2 separate regions of the Homo sapiens genome follow, and region 2 is linked to region 1. The links are chromatin loops, found by intact Hi-C in ENCODE. Cell type or tissue: adrenal gland. All regions are shown on one strand. Links, peaks and the distances in the headings refer to the core of each region. The heading gives the core; the rest is flanking DNA.

Region 1 (2,902 bases), core at 96-2,595:
TCTCACAATAAGTGCTATGGGAGTTGAGAGAAGGGAAACATGAGTGTGGGCTCAGGCACCAGAAGGCTATGGAGTGAAAGGGACCCCTGTGGGGACAGCAACTGAGGTCATGCCAGTCTGTGTTTCCATCCTTCCTGCTGCCCAGTGGAGGGGCCCCTGGGAAAGGGGAGGAAGGCACAGGTGTTTCTGTTTGTGCTGGAATTGCTTTTGGACAGGGCTGACTCCCGAAAAGGTGGATCTGGATACAATGTCGGAATGTGACCAGCCAGGAGAGCTAGGCAGCCATGGTGCAGAGGACTCTTCTGCCTCTCCCCCTCCTGCCCTAACCAGCTCAGCACCAAGCACATGGGCACTTTAAAAGCACAGGCCATGCTGGGAGACTCACTGTGCTACCCTCAACCCCTTCAGCAGGAGCAGCTCTGTGAAAAGTGCAAGTGTGACCTTCATTTTGCTTTGTGACTTAAAACCCTTCACCGTTACTCAGCTGCAGCTCAGCATGGTGGTTGGACTCAGGAGCCAGATGACCTGGGTTCAAATCATGGCTGCACTACTCACAAGATATGTGACTTTGGGCAGGTCAGCTGGCCGCTCTGTGCCTCAGTTTCCCCATTTATAAAATGGGGATGATGGTAGTAAGAGTCCTACCCCGCAGGGTTGTTAGGAAGCTCCACGGAGGAAGGCTGGTGAGGAGCTCCCCCACTCCTCTCCTGTCTTCTCTCCTGGCTCCATTCCTTCTCTCTGCTTCAGCCTCTTCTGGGCTTTGCTCTGCTGCCATCTTCCCCTGGCTACCTGCTCATCTCTCAGGTCTTCAAGGAAATGGCACTTTCTCCATGGGGTGTTCTAGGGCTCTGAGCCCCTCTCAGCTAGGTGAGCTCCCCCATCCTGGATTCCCCAAGCAGGTAGTTACTTGATGTTGCTTCCCCTGGTCCACTTGTCCAATAGCTGAAGGTATCTCAGAGAGGGCGTGCTACGTCCATGTGATTTGCCTGTGTAGCCCCAGTGCCTAGCAGAGTGCTTGGCAGATACGCTGGGTGCCAAGAAAGCAATGGCCAAATGCACGAATTCACAAAGGATGGAAGGAGGAGTCCATAGGCCAGTGCACAGTGCCCAAAGGACAGAGCTGAGGCTGCTGGTCAGGACAGCTTCAGGCTCTGGCCAGGCTCCAGCACACAGCTGGAGGCACCCGTGACTCTAGCTGGGAGGGGCTGGAAGATCCAGGCAGCCCCTGACCGCCCTCCTTCCCCTTAGTCATGTCCAGTTCTGTAAACAAATTCTCAACTGCACCAGAAGGCCTGACAGTTAAGAGAACCCAGTGAAGAAACCTTTTGCAGAGAGAGAAAAGAACCCTTTTGAATGTGATCAATCACGCTGATTTATTTGGATGATTTCTCTTCTGGATTTCCTTAAACCAGGGAAAACCCAGGTAAGATATTTGGGGCCCTCATTCATCTAGACAAAATACATAAAAGTTTGTTATATCAAAAGTCACCTCTGGAAAAAAAAGGAGTTTTGCCAACCCACTCAGCTATTAATATGAGATGCTCTCTGCCTAGGGACAGCAATTGCTATAATTGATGCAAACGATCCCAGCCACACTCCCTGATCCTGGTTCTGAAACTCAGAGATGCAGCTGACCAGACTGATGTGGCCAGCCTCACTCTGAAGGATCCTGCAGCAGACAAATTGCTGGAATGTGTTCAGACGGAATCCAGCTGCTACAACCGTCACACAAACTTCCTGAAATAGAGGACAAAAGGTAGCAACTTGTCGCTTCTTGAGCCAAGAGATTTAGGACATGAGACCAAATGAGAGAGATTAAAATAAAAAACGCAAGAAGTTAGTGAAATGAGGATTTAGCTCACCAGGCCAAAGCAGGCAGTCTTGGGTCTTTGCTGGACAGTTGTAGCTGCCATATAAGCTGTCCCTGCCAGGGCTGGGATCTGGAGGCTGATGCTGAAACCTCGGCCTGGAAATGATGCTGATGAAGCAGGGCTCTGACAGCCCCTGCACTCTCAGAGGTCTGGGCAGCACAGATGAAATTATCACTCCAAGATCCTCAAAGCATCCAGGAAAAAAGCACATCTAGGAACATTAGCTGAATTTTGTAGAACACTAGTAAGCACCTAGTAGATGCTCAGAAAATGCATATTTTCCTTCCCTTTCCTGAATTCCAGGGGCCTTGCTTGGTCTGTATTAATTACTATATCAGAGTCCTTATTTGCAAGCGAAAGAAACCAACTCTAGTGGATTTGAATATAAGACTATTACTTCTTACTGATTGTGAGGAAGGCTGGTGAAGCAGGCTTATCGAATGAGCAGGCGCTGGGAGGGTGTGCAGCTAGAACCAATGGCCAAAATCACCCTGCAGACCTCTCCCAGGGAGATCCCTGTTGCTTCTGCCACTGAACAGCAGACATCAGACCATGCTGCACTGACTCCGTGGCACCAGGTCCTGGAACCTGGACGCCGACACGGTCCAGGACCCTCTACTCTCATTTGAAATCCATGACACTAAGCCTTGCTGCTGCCCCACAAAGGAATTCTCCACAGTCCCTGCTGCTTTGGGTCATTCACTCCAGATTCAAAATCCTGGCTGTGGTGTCTGGCCAGGTCCGAGTCACGTGCCACGCCAAGGTTCAAGATAAGCTAGGGGGAGTAAGTATCTGGAATGTACACCTTTCAAAGTGAAAAGTGGGCTCCACTTCCCACTAAGGTTCATAAAGCGGGGAATTCTTCCAACAAAGGAAGGGGCTTCAGAGGCTGGGCAGCCTGAAAATAGCACATCCCCTGCAGTTATACTTGGGTTTCCAGTCTACGTGGCAGAAAAAAAAAAGCAAAAGCCATGCATGGACAGTGTGCAAAAGCTGGAGCCTGGGAAAAGCCTTAGCCTGGATCTCATCTT
Region 2 (2,902 bases), core at 229-2,728, 130 kb after region 1:
TCTACTGTTTGTAGAGACAGGGTCTCCCTATGTTGCCTAGGCTGGTCTTCAACTCCTGGGCTCAAGTGATCCTCTCACCTCAGCCTCCCAAAGTGCTGGGATTACAGGTGTGAACCACTGCGCCAGCCTTCACATGGATATTCAACTCCATGGGGGTGGGGGCCAGTGTCCCCTAATCCCCGCTGTTGTTCAAAAGTCAACTGTATTTGCCTCTTCGTCCCCACAATCACCCCCTTGAAGTAAGCATTATTATTATGATTATCTGCATATTATAAGTGAGGGAACTCAGGCAGGAGGAGGAGGTCATCACTTGCCCACTAGCACAGACAACAGGGGACAGATCCAAATTCAAACCCAGACAGTCTGACATCTCAGCCCACACCCTTGCAGCTCAAAGTGTGGTCCCTAAACCAGCACATCAGCATCACCTGAGAGCCTGTTAGAAATGCAGAGGCTCAGGCCCCCCAACTCTGCTGAGTCAGGAAGGTCCCCGAGATCTGAGAAGCTCTGCTTGTGCTTCAGAGCCAGGTCCCCTCTCACCCACCTGCCTCAGCTCTGTCAGCCCCCTGCCTCTGCTTGTGCCGTCCTTCAGCCTGGAGCTCTCTGCCCCGGTGTGTGGACCCTCCAGGTCCCCCACCACGTCCACAAGTAGCTCGCGTGCTCCCTCCTCTTCTGACCTCCCTGGTCTGTGGCTCCCCCATCCCCTAGGGAAGGATCGGTCCCTCCCACCCTGAGCTCTCGACGCAAGGTCGTGCCTCGGTTATTGTTCTGACATTGCAGAGGGTATCTGTGAGTGAGTTGGACTTGACGAGTTCCCCTTTTTGTGTGAACGCATGCGTGAATACACACACCTTGTGCTCCTCGTGGAACAGGAGAGCCGGCCTCTGAACCCCAGTCCCTGTACCTGTCAGCCGGGGCTCCCCTCCTTCTCTTTCCCACCTCCTTGAATCCAACTCTGAGGACCTTGGTCTTATGTTGTCCTACATGCCTGGCCTGATCCCTAATGAAGCCCTTGATCTCAGAACTCAATGCATCATTCCCCACCAGCCAGGAGGAGCCGGACAGCTTTGCCTGCCTTTTGCCTTTCCCTTCTGATACTTTCCCCTTGATCTCAAGCCCTGTCGGTAGCAAAGGGCAAGCAGGGGCCTCCCAGCACAGCAGCTGGTGCCCTTCGCCACTGCTCACCCCTCCCTGCCCCAACACCTGGCCTTGGTGGCTGAGGGCGATTGGGAGGGGTTTGGCTGGGCGGCAGCAGCCAGCACAGAGGGCCCAATCTGGCCCGAGAGGCAGGTGAGCAGAGCGCTGGAGGGAGCAGGCAGGAGAAGAGCAAAGGCTTGGGAGCTGAATCCTGTCTCCACAGCGTCCCCTGCGGCCTCACTCCTCAGCACTTCGGCTCCCTCCTTCTCAGCTGGGGAGAATGAGACAGCCCACGAGGCTGAGGCCATTATGAGGATGAGAGGAGGCGGCTCGTGTCAAAAGAACTGAGTATTTAGCCAATCACCATTTGATGGACTTCTGGACAGTCGGAACTGGAGTTCATAAGGAATCATTACCAGGCAGGGAAGCTGTGTCCCGTGCAAGGGGGCACGGCCAGCTGTTAACAGAATGAGACGACGCTTCTTGCACCCTGTAGTGCTGCCCGTGGCCCTCTGTGGCTCCCCTTCGTTGATTAGGAAAATGGAATCAGGGTAGCGCCTTGGGAGAAAATGCCGTGGATCCCAGGGCCAAAGCTCATTGTGCCCTTGGTGAGCTGTTTGCCCTGAGGAGAGCCCAGCAAAGATGGCTCCCAAGTCGTCTCCTTCAGCCACTGCTGGGCCTGGATGTCCCTAGAAAGTGGGCCAAAGCCAGGTCATGTTCCTGTCGTTGGGGAAGTGGAAAAAAAGGGGCTGCCATCCCGCCTCTCTGACAAACACAGGGAGGTGCCCCCGTGCCTCCGCCACTCTGCCAGGGATACAGACAGACACTCAGGAAGCACCACAGGCCCCAAGAGGCACAGGCACACTGACAAAAGCAAACCCATACCGGGGACACAGATACCACACACATTTAGTCATCGCTGGCGGCCCCCAGGTGCCAGAGACTCTCACAGAAGCTCAAGGACTCGAATGAGGTGTTGGTGTGTTTAACACCCATGCCCCCCCCCACACACACCTGTGTATGCCCACATGCTGCCACTCTGACCTGTGGGTGGGGGCAGGCATGTGAGTGGGCTCTGAGTCTTGGCCTGAGCAGGTGCGTGGGTGTCCCCCCCGCACTCAAATGGGCAGCTGGAAAGGAAGGTCAGGCTCAGGTGCGCAGAGCACAGTGGCCCTGAGCGGGGGTGGTGGGCGTTGCCATGGAGATGACAGCCAGAGAGGCAGCACTGCAGGCGAGCTCCGTGTGGGCGGCTGCTGAGCCCGCAGATCCACAGATCTCAGGAGGGACTGGGCAGTGCTGGAGGCTCCAGGATGGGAGCGGGGGGGCTCTTGAGGTGGGGGTGAAGCTGAGGAGCTCTGGAATGGTCATGAATTTGTGGTCTTGGCTGGGAGCACAGACTATGGGGCCTCTGCCTCCCCCATCAGTGCCACTCACTCCCACTCCTGTCCCCCACCAGCAACTGTGCTGAGCTCACAGCCAAGGCAAAGCTATCAGGGAGGGCAAGCAGAGGCGGGGAGCTAAGGATCGTGGCTGGTTTTAGGAAAACGGCTGAGGAGGGTCTAGCTGATTCTCCCCACCTCCTGGCATCACCTGACCTCTCTTTCTTTTCCACTGGTCCCTCCTTTGCAGCCTAGTGGAATGGGAATCACAGAGGACTGGGAGTCAAACAGTAAATCAGGATGCCTGTCCCTGTCGACCAACTCTGGGACCATGAGCAACCTGCCCAGTGAATCTCAACCTGGGTCTTCACATCTGTGAAATGGGA

What was found. A loop is a pair of places that touch in the nucleus more often than their neighbours do. Peaks named below come from ENCODE experiments on the same cell type or tissue, not always from the same donor. Only the 100,000 strongest peaks of a DNase experiment are listed, where the experiment ranks them.
Region 2: a loop joins it to region 1, with 3 times the contacts of the local background. A loop is called at or near these places in 34 of 110 quality-filtered maps.

The regions. Positions count from the first base shown.
Region 1 is chr2:9,637,499-9,640,400 of GRCh38, forward strand. It overlaps LOC105373418 (a long non-coding RNA gene), which reads left to right and starts at 1,247. Exons shown (of 4, transcript NR_187866.1): 1 at 1,247-1,423. In adrenal gland, for the core only: no CTCF peak of the experiment used is centred there; DNase peaks (open chromatin) are centred at 213 and 1,063; H3K27ac peaks cover 2,282 bases.
Region 2 is chr2:9,767,275-9,770,176 of GRCh38, forward strand. The region is part of intron 2 of LOC100996549 (a long non-coding RNA gene); the gene reads right to left. Among named protein-coding and RNA genes, the nearest start is that of TAF1B, 75 kb to the right of the region's middle. RefSeq lists a silencer at 2,102-2,211. In adrenal gland, for the core only: a CTCF peak has its summit at 1,365; DNase peaks (open chromatin) are centred at 1,223, 1,886, 2,215 and 2,392.